Regions from separate parts of the Mus musculus genome. Here region 1 is linked to region 2. Evidence: chromatin loops called from intact Hi-C (ENCODE). Cell type or tissue: heart. All regions are shown on one strand. Each heading gives the region's core, and the rest is flanking DNA. Links, peaks and the distances in the headings are about the cores only. Region 1 holds the start of Nedd9 (neural precursor cell expressed, developmentally down-regulated gene 9). Region 2 overlaps Gm32184 (a long non-coding RNA gene).

Region 1 (10,680 bases), core at 1,833-9,832, 210 kb before region 2:
GGCATTGAGCACAGGCAAGCTCTTGTAGCCATACTCCCTGCCCACATAGCACTGGGATTAGAGGTGTGACCAGCCACAGGGCTTTTTCTATAGTGTTGGGGATTCGAACTCAGGTCCTCAGGCTTGCAAAGAGAGTGCTTCTATCCACTGAGCCATCTCCCCTACCAAGAGGAAACTATTGTAGAGGATGATTCCTTTTAAAACTTTTACTGTATAATGTTAATGTATCTATGTTTGTGTATATCTGTCTAGGTATGCAGATTTCTCTGTGACCAATGGCCCTGATTGTATCTTAGTTGTGACAAACTACTATGCTATTTCATTAGTATACATGGATCTTTGTCTGTCTGTCTGTCTGTCTGTCTGTATGTATGTATGTATGTCTATTTATCCATCCATCCATCCATCCATCCATCCATCCATCCATCCATCCAAATTATATATCATGCAATACATAGCTGTCAGTTATCAAATGCCAGTATATGCTAAGAAGCAATGACTTTCATTTACAATATTCTTGCGACTATTTAGTAAGATAATGGTCTAAAGTAGTAACTGAAAATTATATTGTGAGAAAGAAGCAAAAGTGGGATTTGAAATAAACATTCTTTTTCTAATGTGCTGTGGACCAGTGGAACCCTTGTAAAAAGCTGTTGGCACAGATGTTTCCTGTAATTCAGCACTGGATATATTTGCTGAGTGCCCACTAGGAGAAAGGCTCTGTAATTTCAGGAATTTCGAGGTTGGTCAATAACAATGAGGAAACCAAGCACAGGATGCTGGCAAGTGGGGGCTGTGTGCTATAAGCACACTGCTGGCTCCTTCTACCTGTGAGCCTATTTCCATCACGTGCACCGTTACCTGTGGTAAACTCCATAATACTCAACCTGCTTAATTTAGTAATTGGAATTTAGATATAATCTGCCATGAAACCAACACCAACATTTCAGTATCCACTGAGGACACACTCAGAGTTGAGGCTAGCTAGGATTCATTGTCTACTCCCTCTGTGCTAGGATCCCAGATAAGAACTTTACACATTAGCCCAGACTTTAGAATAATGGTATAAAGCAGTTAATATTGTCTCAAATTCACAGGTAAACCTGAGGCTCTGAGAGTTTAATTTGCCCAAGATCATGGGGCCTTAAATCACAAGAAATGGAAATGTCTTCCTCCACTCTCCATCTTGTTTCTATTACAAGACTATATAAAGCCAAGTCCCTGCCTATTCAAGGCTGACGGAGTCTACATTACACTTTTAACAAGGGCTTGTCTGTTGCTCTGCCCCTACTTATCGGTAAAGGATGGGCCTTTTGTATTCAATGTGGCTTCCTTAAAACTGGCTGCACTGCAGGTATCATTTAGATTAGTGGTTTGACTGAAAGGGGTTAATAAGTAAGGCAGTGCTAAAGGAATAAGGCAGGGGTGAAAAAAAAGTCAGGTCTGCTTCAGGGGTTAGAGGAGACAAAGGTTTAGGCTTTGATTGCTTTATGGAGTGGATAGATACGGAGGCTTTACGAGTGGGACTTAGTAGTTACTCAAATCACACTGGCTTGAAATCACATGCCCATGAAAGGAGTGGGAACCCCCACAGAAGAGTCCAAGGGGCAGCCAAGGCAAGAGGGAGAGGGAGTGGGCACTAGGGTGTCATGCCCATGTGGGTAGCAGGGTGCCAGTGAGCCACACAAGCATCTGTTATTAGAGACTCATAGGAGGGCTCATTTGAAAAGGTAAGATGCGGCCCTGGTGTACCGACACAAAGGAGAGACAGAATCTACCAAGGCTTTGAAAGGTGTCGAGGCAGGATTTTGTCTGGCTTTGTTTTATTTTGTCTGAGACTCGGGGTAAGGAGGAGGGTACGGGAAGGCACTTGCAAGGTTCCGGGCACAGGGACAATGTGTGGTCTAAGAAGAAGGGGTTGCTGAGGGCTTCAGCCTGTGTTGTACAGCGTGCTAAACATGTTATTATCAAGACACCTGCAATTTTGACAAAGCCTCATCTCTGGACATGTAAAGTCCTTTAGCTTTAAACTGGGTTTCCTAGGTAAATATAAAACCATAAATAATGAAGCTATGCTTTTCAAAACGCCTTCTGTCTGCTTTTAAATTTACAGGCAGCACACACCATTTTGAAAGCTGGTGGGGTTGGAAGGGGACCTAAGTTTCCATTGAACACAACAAGCAATTTAGAAAAAAAAATTAAAGCTTATACATCAAACCAAAAAGGGGTATAAATGGTCATTATCAGCTAAACCAAAGGTCTGCTATAACTTCTCCTTTAAGACAGCTTTGGAAAATAAAAATATTTTCTAAGTTCCTCTCCAGAAGCCTTTGACTGTAGCTTTCTCTTTTCCTTGAGTTTCTTTGCTCTCATTCAATTGGACTACAGGAATCTGAATTCCAGACTATAGGTGTTTTAAAAACTGTATTGCCATATTCTACTATACCTTGTTTTTAAAGTCAAACCATTGAAGAGTGATTTTTTCCCTTTCTTTATATTGACTAGAAAATAGATTAAACTTTGACTGCAGACACTTAAGGGTTCTGAAACTTGGCAAAGCCTCAAAAGTGCCTCAGCCGCAAGAACTCAGTCACGTGCTGCACTTAGTGAACACCTTCCAGGCCTGGGCATGAAGTAGGTTGGGCCTCATTCCAGGCCCACACTATGTGGGCAGGGCTTTCAGGGCTCCAGTTAAAGATGAGGGACTGGAACTAGTCCCTCACCTGCAGAAGAAAGGGCAATATCCTCTGGCAACCTTCATATCCTCCCATCTTCTATTGGACAGGCAAGCCAAGGCCATAGAGGCATAAGGAACATAGGCTCTACATTAAAGGAATTTTATATAGAACATTTTGTTGTTGTTGTGTCTGAGACGAGGTCTCACGATGTAGCCTTGGCTGGCCTGGAACTCATAGGGATCCCCCTGCCTCTGACTCCACAAGAGCCGTGATTAAAGGTGTGTTCCACCATGCCTGGCTTCATTATGTAGAATCTTAACAAAGGAAGTTTGTACAATTCACTGTCATTCAGACAGACTCTTCTCAGAGAAATGGAACCTTAAACACCCATGACAGTCTTTCCACGAACAAACAAAAATGTAAGTAAACTAAAAGCAGACTAGATGTGTACTAAGTGGAAAGATTTACCTAAAGCAATAGCTTGCATTCCACAGCCCTCATAGTTGTAATTGCTGGCTGCCTCGAGCTGTGTATTTTGAGGACAAACTGAGTGGAAGTTGATTGCACCCTGGTTATGAACCCTGAAGTAGCTAAACAAGACCATCTGGTTAACAACAGACAAAAAAGAAAGGAAAAAGAAAAGAGAAAGAAAGAAAAAGAAAGAGAAGCCTTTTAAGCCTGACTTATAAATCTTACAATGATCCATTTTTAAGCCCAAGCTAAATTTATAGTTTATGTGCAACATAGTGTTTAAGAGATAATTCCAGACTCCTGGGTTTTACAATCTAATAATTATCTGGTTTTACTACTTAAGTAGCTCCAATTAAACAAATAAATGCCAACTTCGTATTTCAGTTTGCAGAGTTACCACTGAAACAAAATAGAAGACTGACTATCCTGGGAGAATACTTGGGAGGGAATAGTTCTGAACTTTCTGAGGCCAGAACATACTGGTCTGAGGGATGTTTTAGGGAGTTACAGATGATTTCTGTTTTAGGGTTTGCTTTCCCTTTCCTGGTAGTGTTTAAATCACCAGTATTAGATCAAGATCACTTTTAATCCCATGCTCCTCAGTTGGTGTGTCGGAAAAAACCCATCATTTAACTTCTGTGTGCCACAGTTGCTACTTTGGGAAAATAAGTGTGCCTCGGAGCTAATGGGGAGAGTTAAGTGTGACGGACTTGTATCGCTTTACCCATCATGCCTCTGCTTCAGCATCTCCTACACAGAATGACTAATTCTCTCCTGAAAGACAGTTATCTTTCATTAGCTAAATAGACTTTATGACAGAGGGAAAAGTGGCTCGCTTCTGCTATGGTCAACTCAGGGTGCCCATGTGTGAGTTGTTTACTTGGGGAGCATAGCGTTTTTGCTGGTGAAGTTGTCTACAATAATAATGAGATGATGGTGATGATGGTGATGGTGATGATGATGATAAATAACCATGTATTTCTATTGCTCGGCAAAGTGTTCAACTCTGGGCAGACTCAGCCAAGTGGAAAGCATTCCCCAGTTGCAGTTTCTCACCTGCAGTGTAAATCATCAGTCCCCATGATATTTTCTTTCCATAAAGAGCAAAGCGAAACATGATGAGGTCACTGAACCAAAGTGACTTTAGATGTCGTCACATGTCCTCACCTTCTAGACTACAGCACTCAGAGTTCACACCAGCTATTTAATGTCCCAATGATGGACAGAGTTAATCCTTTCTCTTTTCTCTATAACACTGTCTTGATTCAACAACAGGGAGAATGGGAAGGAAAAAAAAAAAAACAACATTGCAGGCTTGATACCATGTATCCCCATCACTTCCAAAAAGATTCTGTTCCTGCCAGGTAGAAAGCTGCATCATTTCTGACTGACTCCTAGAGCTTTCCTTTCTTCTGCCCCTCCCCATAGATGTACGAAATGGAAAGCTGATAGGAGATGACAATAGATATCTGGGTCTTTAGACTGCTGGAACTTCCCCAACAACTATCACTCATGCTTTGGCTCACAGCTTTTGAACAAGATTTATAGACAGGGAACCAGTGGCTGTTAGCTACAGCCTTCTATCCCAAAGGAAGGGCCAGAGGCTACATACCGCAGAGGGAAGCCAAGTTAGCCCCTAGCTAAGTCAGTTAACTGGCTCTGTTAAGTCACCTTACCAAAACGAATTTTTGAAATGACACAGTCCTTTAAAAGTCGAGGACTCATGTCTCTTCACCATTAAAATTAAAAAAAAAATTTTTTTTTAAAAAAAAGGATCGTAAGTAAGTACCGCCAAGTCATTGCCATGAACTGCTACTGGGCCAAGTCCCTTGGAAACTGCCTCATTAGACGGGATGTGCTGAGCAAGGCATAATCATTTTGCCAAGAGTAACCCCAGAAACCGTGGTGCAAAATGCAGTGGAAAATAGAGCTGCCAAAATTATGAGCAGGACATTCTGTAAGCGTCAGGGAAAATAAGCCAGCCGGAGCCTTCATACTTTCAGACCCGTTCAACCCCAATAAAGAGTTATCCAGAAATGACTAACAGCCATTTATTCATAAGGATGTGGGAATTCTCCATCATCGCGCCTATGATAGTGTCTGGGTTTTTAATCTGCTTCTACCGAAAGGACCTCGAGCAGACAGCTTCCCAGATCAAGTGCTTAAGGCAAAAATCTGAAAAGGTGCTTTTAGAACCTGTCAGAGACTCAGCAGTTCTGACTCTCCTTATTATGGCTCCCCAAGCTGGCTTTGGTCAGGCAGAGACCTGCGACTTGCCTGCTGCGAGGCGAGTTAGACACCCTCTGATCTCTGGCGGCGGCTCCTATGCTAACTCTACTCCACCGCCTTCCGCCACCCACAACAACTTTCAGAACCATGCACCAAGAACTAGTGGATCTGAAAGCGCATGTCTGCTGGCGGTACACCCGGGGGAAGCCTGGAAGCGAGATCAGACGCAGCTCGGCAAAACCAGACACACAAGGGATCCCTGCCCAGTTGTCAAGGTGGGAAAGGCGCCGGCCGGCACAGCTGCCTCTAGCTTCTCAGGAGACGGCGTACAAGGCACTCTTACCTTGTACTTCATCTCGGCGGTGATCTGATGAGCCCTGGTCCTATCGAATCACACAGTGAGTGAGGCACTGCAGAGTCCGCCCCTCCATTGAGCGCTGGGCTGGATGGAAATGAGAAGCCTTCGCCTCCCGCGCACTGCGGAGTCTCTGAGCTCACAGCCCAGATCCAGACCAGCACGGCGCGGGCCTCGTTTGCATACCGCGCCGCCATTGGCTGCTGGTGGCGGTGAAGGTAACGCCTCCACCCCGCCCACCTCTAACTTCTGAAACCCTCCGACAAAGAGCGTGTAATACGATCATTTCTTTTCACGTTATCAAAAGGGCGGAGGAGAAAACAGAAAGTGGGGAGGCGGCCCCAGCCACCCGGAGAAATAAAAATATAAAGAGGAAAGACATAGGAACCAGACAAAGGAGGTACGTTCCTTTTGAGAGTAACCTAAGTTTTAAAGAATCCGAATTCACAAAGCAGTCTGACGATCGCGCTTCCTGTGACCTAGCAACTAGTTCATAAACCCATTTCATTTCAAAGCCATTCACCTTACAATCTCTACATGAAACGAGCTGGAGGAACAAAGGGTTTTCTGTCTCCAGTACCCCCCCCTTTTTTTTTTACTAACCACCCCTGCTGATAGCTCTCTTTCCCTGTCTTTTCTCTTCCCCTTCCCTTTTCTGTGGCTGCTCCCCTCACCCCCAAGTGTTCAAAGTACTTTGCTAAGTCAGTCTGCTAGGAGCTGGAAAACATTTCTTTCTCAATGAAAAGGAACTCACTCATAAGCACCAGGCCTTCCCGGTTCTTCTCACTAGGACCTCCGAGGATAAAGGATAGGTGGGAACCCATGCAGGTTCTATAGAACACACCCGATACATCACGCCTGTCCAGCCAGCACTCTCCTCTTTGACCGCTGGCATTGCCAGATTCCGCTTTTGAACACCGAGGCCTTTTCCTTTTGACCTCTCTCCCCCAAATGACCCATTAGCCCACTCACACTTATTATTCAGGGAGAACGCTTCTGTTTGATAAGCCTGGTTTAAAAAAAAAAAAAAAAAAAAAAAAAAGAACAGCCTCTTTCAGGCAGAGCGCGGGACATGATTTGTAGAGCGGTTCCATTCTGAGATTTCTATAGAGAAAGAGAATCACTCAGGAGAAGACAGGCTTTTCTTTTCCTCGGGCCTCAGGACTTGGAGTATTCAGGACTATCCCCCAGTTGGGATGCATTCCAGCCAGACTGCACGACTCGGGTGGAAAAAAAAAATCAGCTCTTACTTCTTTCCTGACTAAGGTAGTCCAGAATCAGTTTTGCCTCCCCAATCCCCTTCTAAATTTCCAATGGATTAAAACTTTTGAAAATAAATGATTTAAGCCAAAAGCATAGGAGAGCAGATGCCGCATAAAAGTGGTTTCTGGGGGTGGGGGTGGGGGTGGGGGTGGGGTAGGGTTTACATTGACAATTGAATCCACATTTGGCTGCAGCTTGGAGTTTGCTCTACAAGATGTCCCTGGCCACCTTCGTGAAGTTGACATCCCGGTTCAGGCCCCTTCCAGGTCATGGCTTTTACTTCCTGATCTCAAAGCCGAATTGAACCTGTGTGATTCGCAAGGTCTTTTGTACACAGATTAGGCACGAAGCAGATTGCGGTAGCAGGATCATCCTGGCAGCCCTGAAGATTCACACTAGGGACCTATGTTTGTAGGACAAGTCAAATCTTTCTCTCTAGATTTGTCCTGGTTCCCCAGGAGACAGAGATAGCATTCCTTTGACTTCTTCAGCAGCCAGGCTGAATCATGCTTAGATGAGTGGATTAAAGCAAGGCTAACCCATTCAACCTCAACATTGCCAAAGCCTGTGCTAGGCGTTTGTGAAATTGTCTTCTCAGGGTAGATGGCTTGATTCCTATCAGGCAAATCGATACACATTCCTTAACTTTGCAATGCTAGCCTTATAAAATGAGGACATAATAATGTGTACCTGCTAGGGAAGAGAGCTAGGGTTTTCCTTGAGTGTGATAGGAAGCCATCTAAGAATTTTGAGAAAAAAACAATTTCCCTGTTTTTGCCCTTATTATCATGCTGTGATCTCAGTGCAGCCTAAGTAACACAAGTCATTTTGTTTTTATTGGTTATGCTCCCTCTAAACCTTTTGGAGAAACACAAATTCAGTAAATAAAGGAATAGCCCTTTCTGTATTGATTGCCTGAGACGCTGAATGTGAAAAATATGAAAAACTGATTATATAATTAAATTATTCAGGAAACCAGTGGGTTGGTTGGTACCTTTCCAGAACCGCCAAGGACCCTGGGCTCAGTCCCAACCCACGCTCACCAGCATCCTACGAGTAGGTGCCTCTTTGGAGAAAGCCATGCCCAGTTAGACCCTACTGCATCCAGGAGTCAGGGAAATGGCACCCGGTGCTTTCTGAGGGATTTTATTAGTAGCCATTGGACGTTGGTCAGAGCACACATGGAAATCAAGCAAATACTGGAACTGCTTGTGGCTCAGGCAGAACCCAGTGGCTATTTTGTCTGGGTGAAGGAACTAGAGCCCATGAGCAAGGAGGAGAGCCCCCTGGGGAATCAGCAAAGAGAACTCAAAGCTGACACGCAGAGACCTTGAGCCCTCTGGGTGTGATCCTACTAGTCATATGTATGGTAAGCCACTCTCCCGACTCTCCACTCTATTTAGAGATTTCTCTTTAGTTTCCTTCCTCGAAATCTCTCTATCTTCAGCGTTACTACCAGTTCCCTTCCCAGAGGACAGAGGGGATGGCGTTTAGATGGAATTGAACAGTCTCTTATCGATATGCTAACATCTTAGGAAGCAGACACCTTGGTGTGGACTATAATGAGAACTTCGCCAATCCTCGTTTCAGTTTTTTTCCTCCACACCCCAGGCTTATTTATACCTTACTGGCATTGCACAGATGGGTCTTTCTACAGAGAATGCTCTGGCTGCTTGTCCGCTATCAGGCCTAGCTCAACACACTAATGCCTTTGTGTGTGCTGGTCCACAGCCCCCGCCCTGCCCACCTCGCCCTTTCAGAACAAATCTCTCCTTCCCCTGACTGTGCTCCCATTGTACTTGGAACACAGATCTCTTAAAAGTGCCTTTTCCGTGTTTGGATGCTGATGGTGCGTTGACGTCTGTTTCTACAGCTTTGGGTGGGTTCTGGAAGAACAAGGTGATGGCTAGTTGATCTCTCTGTCTCTTTATACCCTGTATGTACTTAAGTCATTGCCCTGTGGATCAGGAAGTAATTCAGAGAACACATGTTTACCTCCAAGTTCGGCCTAGTGCCCAGGAAAGAAATAGAAGAAAATCCTTATGTCTGAGAACACCCTCCAGGTCTCATTTGTTAGCATAGACACAGGATGCGCCTTTTCAGAGCCAATGCCAGGCTGCTGTCAGTCCTGTCTCTGTGAGCCAGGAACAGCATTCACATTGCTAAGTGGCTTGGGAGGAGGCAAAAGAATAACATCTTGAGAGATGTAAAAATTAGGCGTAATTCAAATTTCTGTGTTGTCTATACGAGAAAGTTGTGTTGGCATATTTATGTACAATCTGTTGAGTTGCAAAGCTGGGGCTGAGTGGTTGACCCTGAGTTGGTAAACAGCGCAAAGCTAAAGAACGTATTTATTATAAGATAATACTATAGCCACGCATGGTAGCACATGTCTATAATACCAGCTCACCCAGAAGCACTTGGTAACTTCAAGATCAGAATGGGTGAGCTGAGACCACCCTCTCTTCCCTCCCAAAACAACAAATCTCACAAAAATCAAACAGGTATGACAAATAAAATACTATCATCTGCCTCTCCACAGAAAATGTGCCGCTTATGTTCTAAAATGCTACAAGACTTTTCTGGTTTTGAGTTCAGATCCTTCTACAGCTGAAACAACCCAGAAGCTGGCTGAAGACCAGACCAGAGAAAGCAGGCTGAACAAAGAGGCATGCTAGGACTATGCAATACTACTTCTAGTTTGATGTCACTTATTTAAAAATCTGTACATACGAAATCATCTCAAAAAAATAATGCCCATGATGCTTTTCCATTCTATGTCACGTCTATAAAACCCCCCAAAGACAAGCCACTGAGACTTCTCTTTCAGTACAATGACTTTCCCCAGAGCTTTTTACAGTAGTTGTTTACAGACATTGTCTCCCTTAGCATTTGTCTTGTGGGCCGAATCCAGGAGGTGGATTGTTCTTAGCTTATGTATTACAGCATGGAAACTTCCGGAAAGGTTTGCAGTTCACACGAAGTTACAGGACAGATGAGTGACAGGTTTACAATAGAAACCCAGGCGGGCTCCTTCCTGGGTTGGTGTAGCCCTCACAAAAGAGCGACAGTGCCCATCAGGCTTCTTCTCAGCACAATTATCTGAGCCCTGCTGATTGTTTCTTTAAGGGTAAGTCTACAGCTCAGTGGAGGACTAGGCATATGGTGATGCTGTCAAATAGTGTAAACATACACACATGCACACACATACAAACACACACACACATACACAAACACACACACATACAAACACACACACATGCATGCACACAAACGCATGCACACATCATACACACATACAAATACACATACACAAACATACCTACACACACATACAAAGATGCACATGCATATACCACACACATACATGCATATACATACACACACACATACAAACACACACACATACACACATGCACACACATGTACATATACACATACACACATACACACATGCACACACATGTGCACACACACACACACACACACACAGCTCCTTTCATTATTCCTCATTCTTTTCATCCTGTTTACCTGCATCTCATCTTGCCCCAGCTTGCAGTCCATCTCTTCAGGAAACATTTTCTAGAAAATCCATTGCTGCCTATACTCTCCAATTCCAGGCTCCCATCTTTCTCTGTGTCTCCTCCTTAGCTATGGCTAAGGTCATGAGTTACCAAATTCTAC
Region 2 (10,680 bases), core at 1,682-9,681:
ACCTGACAGGTAGTTAGAGGCAAATATCTCTTGATCTCACAGTTTTGCCCTCCCTGATGTTTTTTCTTTCTCCATCCCTTGGCCATGGCTGCACTGTTGCATCTCATTGACCTCACTGATGGGGCTACTGCCACACAGGCTTTATATTGTGTTCTGCTCTCCTTACTCTGACAAACAGAACATAGAGCTTCCATAGTAACAGTATACAAGGTCATATATAGCTCTTAGAATCATATATAGCTCTTAGAAGCACATGGAGAAGGTACATGGTCAGACAGCATGAGTGAGCCTGTTAGATACCTCAGTGGATAAAGGTGCTTACTCTGCAAGCCTGATTGTCTGACTTTGATTCCTGGAACCCACACAAAAGTAGGAGATGAGAACTCACCTCACAAAGTTATCCTCTGATGTCCACAGACACTCAAGGGCTTACATGTAGCCATCCATATGCACGCACACACACACACACACACACACACACACACACACACTCACACTGATAATAAATAAGCTCATTAAAGCAACAGGAAAAATAGATTTTGAGCCCCATTCTTCATTGTGACATTGTTTAGTGGGAAACTGCTCCCAGGATAATGGACGGGTGACCTAGGGATGGATCTTCATAGTCATAAGGCATTGCTTTTAGAAAAGAGATGGAAAGCACAGCTAAGCATGCCCAGGATGGGAGGGTGCACTTAGAGGTAGGAATGACTGAGAACCGAAGTTTCAGAAAGCAGCATAAAAAGGTCCTTTCTTTATCTAGGGGCATCTTCCAGTGCTAATAGAGATGACAAAGGGGCCGATCTTAAGCTGTCAAGGGTCCCAAGGTAGAGCTAAGATTGCAGTACAAATTTTCAATGTAGACACCCGGTAAAGATGAGCTTGGCTTTTAGGACTCATCAACTGGGATAATCCCAGTTGCAAAGTGAAGACTGGTGGGTGAGAGGTGGAACCCCATGCAAAATGAGTACATGGCTGTACTCCACATTCAGGAGACAGAGGCAGAAAGAGTGAAAGCTTAGGACTAGCTTTCACAACATGATGAGTTCGGGACCAGCCTGAACTATACAGTAAGACTCTGCCTCAAAAATAAAATAAAATAAAATAAAATAAAATAAAATAAAAGTAAAAATGATAATAGGAAAGATACTCAGAAGATGACAGTTATTGCCATAGGTCATTCTGAAATAGCCCACCCCAGTGAAATCGGAGCAAGAACACAATACTGCATAGGTGCTAGTTGTCAGGATCATTGATCATTCATTATAGACTGAGCTACACACTCAAGCTTAAGGCTTTTAAGTTGCTCAACCAACCCAAGGTTTACAGTGACAATTTTGGAGTTTTGGTTTCTTTGAAAACACAGAAATATTATAAAAACACATTTTCGTTTTAATCCCAGGTTTGGGATATGGGGCTGCTTCACATTGTCCACAGCAGCCATCTATGATTTGCCTCGTGCTCTAGCAGGAGTGTGATTTTTGCCACCTGTAGATCACTTCTGCAGTTGTGGGATGTTTGGAATTCTGGGGATTTTTCAGAAGGTATGTAAATAATAAGGCCCCCAGGGGCAAGGTTGTTGGTGGTTGGTTGTTCACTGTTTGACAAGTAGTCCTGTGCAAAGAAAGAACAGCAGCAAGAAATTAGATATCCTAATTATGGAGATCAAACTTGCCCCAAGGAACTCAACACCTCTGATCAGCAGGAAGTAGTCTAATAACAAGGTCGCCCAATTTCTGACCCCTGACTTTATTCAATAATTTCTTTCCTTTCTTCTCTATCCTTTTTTCTCTCTTTTATAATGTTAGAGGGTTGAAAGGTTAGAGGGAAGGTGGAGAAGGGTGGAAGAAAGAAGAACCCATAGAGTAGCAAAAGACAAGTTACAAAGGTCGGTACAGGAACTGCCATGAACTGAGCCCTACTGGGGCAAGCCTCACTCAGACTGGGTAGAGAAAGGCAGGGTAGGAGGGGAGTATTTGATATGAAGTTGAGCTATCACAGACGTCAATAAAAACAGTTACAGAGTTGGCTCTGGAGCAGCACAAGGTGTGTGATCAGTGAGAAAGCCTGCGCCAGAATCCTCTGAGGGACGTCAGTTCCCCTTATCCCTCATTGGAGAATCCTGCCTGGAATTCCAACTGCTGATTAGGCCTCTAGGAGAGAAACCTTCTCTCCAGATGGTAATGATTATACCACAGGCACCATCAGGAGGCAGGGGACTAGGGATGCTGGCATGGGTATCACCCTATATTCTATTTAATGCCTTTGTTTGTATATCACTGCACAAAGAGGAGAGATGGTCCTTCCTGGGGCTGCCCACACAACAGGCAACTTGCCTACTTTTAAAAACAGTTCTTGCATTCTTTAAGTCTGATATCACATCTTTAGGCCTTGATCCGCATTTGCATGTGGTCTAGCTTACTTCTCCCAGCTACTCCCCCTAATTGCAACCAGAGAACAGATACCTCTAGTGAAGGCCACCCCAGTTAGCCTTTCTTCTCCTAGAGAAGCCAGAGCTTGTGATATACCAAGCAGTCAGGGGAAAGTAGCAACTGTGTACTCCTCTGCCGAAACCAGTCCTCTCATAGTATCAGACTCTGAGAGGGTCACACGGGTAAGTTTGATGAAGTGACAGAGGTATGTCCCACTTTATCAAGTCACAGGGAAGCAGAGTCTGGCTGGAGGATTTAAATGAAAACGGAAAGAAGTGAGAAGAGGGGTCAGACAGGGAAGGACTGACAAGGACTTCCTTGGTAAACAAACGGGTGTTTCCAGGTGGTCAGTGTCCGAATCAGTTCATGAACCCTCTCCATTATTACAAAAATGGAATAATTTTGCAAGGCCATTGCAAAACTCACAGGAAATGAGCATCACTCAGGTTGCTAAATGGAAGTCTGGGTGGAAAAGACCAAGTTGGCCGGCCTCCGGGGAAATTCTAATGCTGACAGAATCGAAGAGAGGGGTAGGAGACTTACCGCTTGGATGCAGAAAGGTGCAGAGGTGTGTGTGTGTGTGTGTGTGTGTGTGTGTGTGTGTGTGTGTGTGTGATGTGTACACACACCCACACCTGTGCATGCACATGTCAAGACCAGAGGCTGGCATCAAGAGTCTTCCTCTGTTATCTCCACCTTATTCTGCGAGATAGAGTTTCTCAATGATTTCCCTAGATCTTACCAATCGCCCGGGCAAGCTGACCACTGAGAATTCTCCTGTCTTGCCTGCCAGCACTGCTTGCCAACATTGTATGTCCTGCCAATGTTTCCAGCTTTTATGTGAGTGCTATAGATCTTAACTCAGGTCCTCAAAGCCTTTCCTTCCTGAGACATCCTCCAGTCTCCTCTGATCTCAGAGAACTGTCCTCATCTTTGAGCTGCCATGCTAGACAACCCCTTCTGGTGACTCCATCCCTTACAAACATGCCAATCTGAAAGTCCAAATACTGACTCAATCCCCATTTAAAATAACTTACTGCCAAAGAGGGTAGTCACTGAGTCTTCTACCTATGAAACCCAGGTACCTTGCTTCTCTGTGCCCACTAGAGAGTTGCACAGCCAAGGGGAAGGGAGAGCCCCACATGTTAGCTCACTGTGGGGATTTAGCTGCCTGAGAGGCGAGTGACTTATGGAAAGGAAGTATTCCTTGGCACAAGTACAGACTCTGGCCACAGAACTACGGCCTTTTCATTTTTTTAAGAATCCAGGAGGTATGAATGGCCATTAATACCACAGAATGCCCACTTAGCATCTCACAGACTTGATTGAGAACTAACCTTAAACACGAGGCCATAGAAACCATCCTAGGAACAGGGCATATAGAAATGTTTCATTACCTCGGTCTTCTTGTACTGACAAGCTGCAGGGATCAGAGGACAGAAGAGTAGCCACGTGTTAAGTGTTATGGCCCACCTGAGTGACCTGAAAATCCCAATGACTTTGTCAGAGCTTGGAGACCCAGCCAATAATCCCTAAATAGTGTGAGGACTTATTACCCCTTCCACTTTACAACCACAAGTCAATTTGTGGGCCAAGACATCTCAGGAGCATAGTGTGACACTCTTTGGGATTTTGAGAAGTAACTGGGAGGTCTTCGAGATATCCTGAGGCTCTCATAATCCAAAATTTGTAGTGAAGCCTTAGCAGACAGCCTTTGCTATATAACCAACGAGTCACAGAGAAGTGTGTGTGACACATGAATGTGAACCAGTAAACTGAAAATCAGCACTGTCATGCACACACACATGCACACACACCCTATACACAACACACATACACAACACATACACCACACACACAGACACATACTACACACACCACATATACAGCACACATATCACACACATACCACACACACACACCACACTCACATACACAAACACACACACAGACACCACACATACAAAATTAGGACCTAAGTCCACAGATTCACCTTACCTCTGTGTTTACATGTGGGTTTTGTTGTTGTTGTTGTTAATGAAGTCTAGGGTAGATATGTTTTGATATGATCAGTCCTTCATTAGTTTGCCTAGTGGCTCATGAGAAAAAATGGTAGGTGTTCTCAGGTAGGGGTTGAGTCAAAATTGAAGGATTATTAAAAAAAAAAAAGAACTGAAGAAAGAAAGGAATGAGGGAGGGAGGGAAGGGGAGAGAGAGAAGAAAGAAAGAGAGAAAGAAAGGGAAAGAAGAAAGATGAAGAGAGACAAAAAGGAAGGACGGAGCGAGGGAAGGAGGGAGAGACGGAGGGAGGGAGGGAAAGGGAAGAGAAGGGAAGGGAAGGGATGGAAAGAAGAAAGATATAGAGTGATAGGAAGGAAAGAAAGAAGGAAGGAAGGGAGGGAGGGAAGGAAGGAGGGAAGGAATGAAGGAAGGAAGGAAGGAAGGAAGGAAGGAAGGAAGGAAGGAAGGAAGGAAGACAAAAACAACAAAAACCAGTTCTTCAAAGCTCAATCTGCCCCTAGCCTCTGTCTCCCTTTGATTTATACTCTACCATGTTGTAAAGTCTCAATCTTGTCTTCAGACACTGGAATCAGAGGTGCTGACTACAACGCTGTCTTTATTCTCCAGATCACTGGCCTGTCGAAGCTTGACTCCCCTTGATCCAGCTCAGGGCCACTGCAGCGTTCTCCCAGACTCACATAGAAGCTGCCATTTTGACTACAGGTTGCCAACGCTCTTGGATTAGCGTGCACAATTATGGGCAAAATCTGCTTCCCATTTGTCAGGAAAGCAGGAGTCTTACAATGTGTTTGGTTCCTGCAATTAATTCACTGTAAGCAATTTGGTCCCCAGATTCCCTGCAGTGAGAATAGCCGGCCATTTTCACAGTCATTGAACCATTAAATCCCTGTGTATACAAAACAAAGAACTAGGAAAGAATGTTGAGTAAGAGTTACTTAAAATGGTGATACAAATGTTACCCTTTCAGTAACCGTCCTAGCGTGATATATAATACACAAATATACTGATGCCTACGAGCATGGAATACAGAAATACTGTCTGTGTTGTGTCAGAAGCCAGAGGCAGCACAGAATGTGGTTGTCACAGTCACACGTTAGAGCATTGTCTGGGAATTACAGGCTTCTAGATCCCCTCTCCTTTTTCAGGAAATGCTACCTGCCCTGCTGCACCCAAAATACAGGAAAGGTAGAGTTTCTCTCCCTTCTGTCTGTAAACCAGGATGGAGGCTAAGTTACTTATCACAACAAAGTGTCTTGAGTTTCAGAGAGCATTTCCTCCGAACCTTCCCTGTGGCCAGTGTCTTGAATTTGAAGGCTCTTGTCAATTTCACCTTCTCAAAAGGACAAAGATAAATTAGGCACTGGTTCCCCCTGGTGTTTGATTGTGGAACTATACTTCCAAGATTCACCGATGGGTTTCTGTTTGTGGCGGGACAGTTTGCCCTCTGGTGGAGACCACAAAAACAGCCAAGATGCTAATTAAATATTTGTTTATTGAGTTTAAAGCAGTGAGTATTAATTCAAAGCACAAATTTTTAAATACGAAAATTACAAATCACTAACTATCACACACACAAAGAGAGCAAGCAGTTACATTTGGTAGGCATAGTGCTTAGGACTTGGTTGGTACAGGTTTAGTGGGAGTGATCACCCCCTAACACAGGAGATTCACCGGACAGTAATCACCTGCTCTCAGACATGGCATCTTGGGCCCTGGAGCAGGCAAACGCATGGTTCTGCCTAGAGATGTGTTTTTCATACAGTGTAACCAGCTGGTGCTGGCTTGTAGGCTTACATGGTTGGTGGCTGCCTCGTTGGCTCATGGCATCCAAGGAAGTGTGCCAAGAAAGAGAACCTAGAAAATTCTAAGCTCCCTCTCATGACCCACCTCAGAAGTCACCAGTGTCAGCCTGAGCTATTGATAGAAGTGGCTTCACCCAAGCTCACAGACAAAGAACATAACTCATCCTCCCGCCTAGAAGTGTCATGTCCCAAGGGAAAAAGAGGACTGGGTGTAACACATGTATTTGAATGGCCGTCTTCATAAAAATGTGATCAAACTATAGTGATTTTATTTCATTCTTTTCCAAACTCTGAGGTCAGTACCATCATTATCCCAATTTTGCTCTTCAGTGAATAGGGTCAAAAGTACTTTTTTTTTTTTTTAAAAGACTTCTTCATAACATCGGAACAGATCAAGCCCTACTAAATCTGTGGATTTGTGTGGGAGGAGGGAGGCAAATCTGTCCCCAGACAAGACTGTTAAGTTAATGTTTATTAGTGTACCAAAGACTGATACACTTCCAATCAATGAAAATATAAACCCACAGGATAGTGACAGACACAGCAGCTCCAAGGAAGAACACTACCAGGCTGACTTGGAGTCATCTATTATTCTGCAAGATCCAGCCAGTTCTTGCAGGAGAGACTAGCCACATAGCAATATGACAGAGATTACTGAGTTGGCTTTTGTGCTTATTGTCTTGACAGGAGGCCAGCTCCTATTTGCTCATCTCCACTGTGACAGCACTGACCTCATAGATCAAGGACTCTAGGTAGGAATTATTCCAATGGCCAATGCTAAGTAGATGGAAACGGGAAAGGTCTGTTGTTTGACTCTTCCTGGGGAGTCTTTATCTTTCCCCTCCAGATAGAGAGGACCAAGACAAAGGACCCCTGTAGACAAGTTCAGCTTGGTGAGCAAAAGAGTTCATTTTGCTCTATCATTGGCTGGGTAGAGTCTGCAACAGGTGGCAGCTGATGCTGCACTCAAGGATGCTCGATGAAGCAGCATCACCAAGTGGCAGGTTCTGTAGATGCCACATGGGTAAAAGTATGACATGCACAATTTGTTTCAGAACAACCCTTGTGGAAACAATGTGTAAAATCGGTAAAAAGGTGATTTCCTCTGTACCTTCTAGTAATGGGTACTTAAGTAAAAGTAAAATGAGCTAATGTTTATTGAGTAGTTAGTCTACCCCAGGAGGTCACGTTGCTTCTGCCTGAAGTCATTATTTGTCTCATTTCACAGATGAGCAAAGAAAATAACAAGATAAGTACAGACACTGCTTTGATTCTCCAAGTGAGAGATGGGGAGGTAGGGGAACCAGTCCCATAGTGCTCACGGATTTAGAAATGATTTCATTGTTACATCAATGACACAGAGATGATACATTTACTTCAGTATGTTAATAACTAGTCTTTGGACGATCTTAAAAATAACACCAGTTTTAAAATTCTACTTCCTGTTTGCTCATTGCTGGTGAATAGAATACAATTGCCCCTGTAGTATCCTGAAATATTGCCAAACCAAACTGAAGGATTTTTAAATCAATTCTGTGGTATTGTCTGTGTAGACAACTATTGCTCGCCGAATAGAAGTTTTCTTTCTTCTTGATCTGTATTTCACTTAACTAATTCATCTTGACTTTTTATACCAGCTAAGAAGTCCAGCATAATGCTAACTAGGATATTAGGAGTAAATACCTTCTTTTTTTTTAAATCTTAGGAAGAAAGCCTTCAGTATCTGACCTTTTCATTTATATATACATATGTACATATGCATATACATATACAAATGTTTCCTCTTTAGTCTGTTAATATATTAACTGATTTTATAAATGTTTAGTGTATCAGTGTTTTACTTGCATGTTACAGCTGTACATCACATGTGTGCCTAGTCCCTGAAGAGGCCAAAAGAGAGCATCAGGTTGCCTGGAATTAGAGTCATGGATGTTTGTGAACTGCTGAGTGGGTTCTGGGAATTGAACTCAGGACCTTTTGACTGCTGAACCATCTCTCCAGCCCCTAAATTGATTGTCTAATATTGTACCACCTATATGTCTGGAATGAATCTCACTCAGTCATCACACATTTTTCTTTTATGTATTAAAGGAGTTAATTTTTAAATATTTACTTGGAGTTATGCTTAAGAGAGGCACTGTCCTGTGTCTCATTTTGGTAACATATTCATTTGTTTTTCTTCTAATGTAAAACTGGTTTGTTAAAGGGCAGAGAGGGTTTTGTTCTCTGCTATGTTACTAAACAGTTTGGATAGAAAGAGTACTATTTCTTTTTTGATTTGATAAAATTAATTGATAAAGATATTGGAATTTTACTTGTAGAAAGTTTCATATTACGAACTGAACTTCCTCAAAAGCATTGTAACAGTGGCTCCCAACCATCCCATTGCTACAACTCTTTAATACAGTTACTCATGTTGTGGTGATCCCCAACTATAAGTTATCTTCATTGCTGCTTTATAACTGTAATTTTGTTACTGTTATGAATCATAATGTAAACATCTGTTTTCCCATGATCTTAGGCCACCCTGTGAAAGGGTTATTGAACTCCAAAAAGGGTCTCAACCCATAAGTTGTGAATAGCTGCATTAGCGTGCCTAACCTCTTCTTGAAGAAAATTCTGTATTTTGAGTCTTTCAAGGTTACTACTACTACTATTACTAAAACTAACTAACTAACTAACTAGTACTAGTACTATTGTTAGTTTATTTTGAGACAGGATCTCAGTTATTTCAGGTGGGCGTCTAACATGCTCACTAGCTGAGGGTGACATTAAACTGTTGTGCTTCCTGTCTCCACCTCTTGAGTGCTAAGGATACAGGTGTGCACCACCTCTTCTGGTCTTTGCAGTGGTGAAGAACCTGGGACTTGTATATTCTAGAAGAGTGATCTACCAGATGAGCAATGTCCCTGGCCCCTTTATTTCATTTATCAAATCTATTTGTGTAAAGCTGTCTGCCATATTCCCTTAACCGTCTTTTGAATGTCTGTGGGGTCTGTAATGATGGTCATTTCTTGTTTCTGATATTGGTAATTTGTGTCTTCTCTGCTTTCAATCTAATAGGTATGGTTAAAAGTTTATCATCTTTGTTGTTCTAAAACACAAGCTTTGGGTTCATTAATTTTATTTATTGTTTTTCTGTTTTATTTATTCATGTTCCTATATTTATTGTTTCTTTTCTTTTACTTGGCTATGGGTAAACTTAAAGCTGAAAATTGAGGTCATTGAAATGAGGAAGTTCTCATAAGTTGTTTAATGCTAGAAATTTCCTTCTACACTCTACTTTAGCCATAAGCCACAACCAGCAATGGTCATTTCAGCTAATGAAATTTAATGTTAATTTTTTAATTTTAATTTAAAATATTTTCCAATTTTTATTTTGATCTTTTTAAAGTCTGCTATGTATTTTTAAAAAGTGCTATTCAATTTTCAAATCCTTGAGGATTTTCCCAAATACCTTTCTAGTATCAATATCTATTTCAACCTGTTATAACCATAGACTATATTTTATAAGACTATACTCTATTTAAATTTGCTGAAGTTTATTTAGTGGGTATATATAATCTTCCTTGATGAAAATTCACATATATTTGAAAATAATATATTCTGCTATCATTGGATGGGTGTTTTGAAAGGGTTTATTAGGTCAATTTGTTTAATAATAGTCATGTCTCCTGCATCCTAATTTTCTGTCAACTTGCTCGATTATAGAAAGAGGTATTAAGACAGCTAATCTTGATGTCAACTGCTCAGTCCTTGTGACATTGTTTCCTGGTCCTAGAGCAGAGTCAGCAGGATTTGGAACTCCACAAGTATTAACAGTTGTTATGGGCATAGAGCTTGTTTATATAATAATTACATAATTTACTTTATGTTCTTCCTTTGGGAGATGTTCTCCCTGCCAAAGTTATCAGGGAATGTTCTCCCTGACAAGGTTAATGACTCCATGATAATTAGAAATGGCACAAGTCCAGGAGTTGAGGGTATCTATATTCCTCAGCAAAAATGGTAAATTCTGTGACCTTTAGGACATTTCTTGAGGCTGTGGGAAAGAGCCCTGAAAACATGAGTTCAAAAATATATAATTTCTCAATTATGCAAAATATAAGGGTACAATATTAATTGTATGAGGGGCTTCATGAACCTAAAAGAACAAAGGCAGATGCACCAATAAGCTAGCTTGTTAGAAAAATACAAAGGCAGGCAGATTCCTGAGTTCAAGGTCAGCTTGGAACTGAGCAAGTTTAGGCCTGGGTGTGGTGGGAATGGTAATTTCGGGGTGGGATCTCACCTAGTTAGTTTATTTATTGTCTGTGCTTACAAAGGTAGGCAGATCTCTGAATTCAATTGCTGTGTTAAAAATTGCACTTACTCTCTTCTCTAAGAATCAAGGGGCTAAGGTCACAAGATGCTAATTTGTGGAA

What was found. A loop is a pair of places that touch in the nucleus more often than their neighbours do. Peaks named below come from ENCODE experiments on the same cell type or tissue, not always from the same donor. Only the 100,000 strongest peaks of a DNase experiment are listed, where the experiment ranks them.
Region 1: it touches region 2 in a loop (4-fold over the local background); 7 of 42 quality-filtered maps call a loop at or near these places.

What each region holds. Positions count from the first base shown.
Region 1 is chr13:41,353,132-41,363,811 of GRCm38, forward strand. It overlaps Nedd9 (neural precursor cell expressed, developmentally down-regulated gene 9), which reads right to left and starts at 5,870. Exons shown (of 7, transcript NM_017464.5): 1 at 5,722-5,870. The coding sequence starts at 5,733. In heart, for the core only: a CTCF peak has its summit at 5,930; DNase peaks (open chromatin) are centred at 2,650, 5,130 and 5,870; H3K4me3 peaks cover 3,539 bases; H3K27ac peaks cover 2,747 bases; H3K27me3 peaks cover 400 bases.
Region 2 is chr13:41,566,364-41,577,043 of GRCm38, forward strand. All of the region lies in intron 1 of Gm32184 (a long non-coding RNA gene), which reads right to left. Among named protein-coding and RNA genes, the nearest start is that of Tmem170b, 34 kb to the right of the region's middle. In heart, for the core only: CTCF peaks have their summits at 5,871 (motif pointing left) and 6,077; a DNase peak (open chromatin) is centred at 5,828; H3K27me3 peaks cover 885 bases.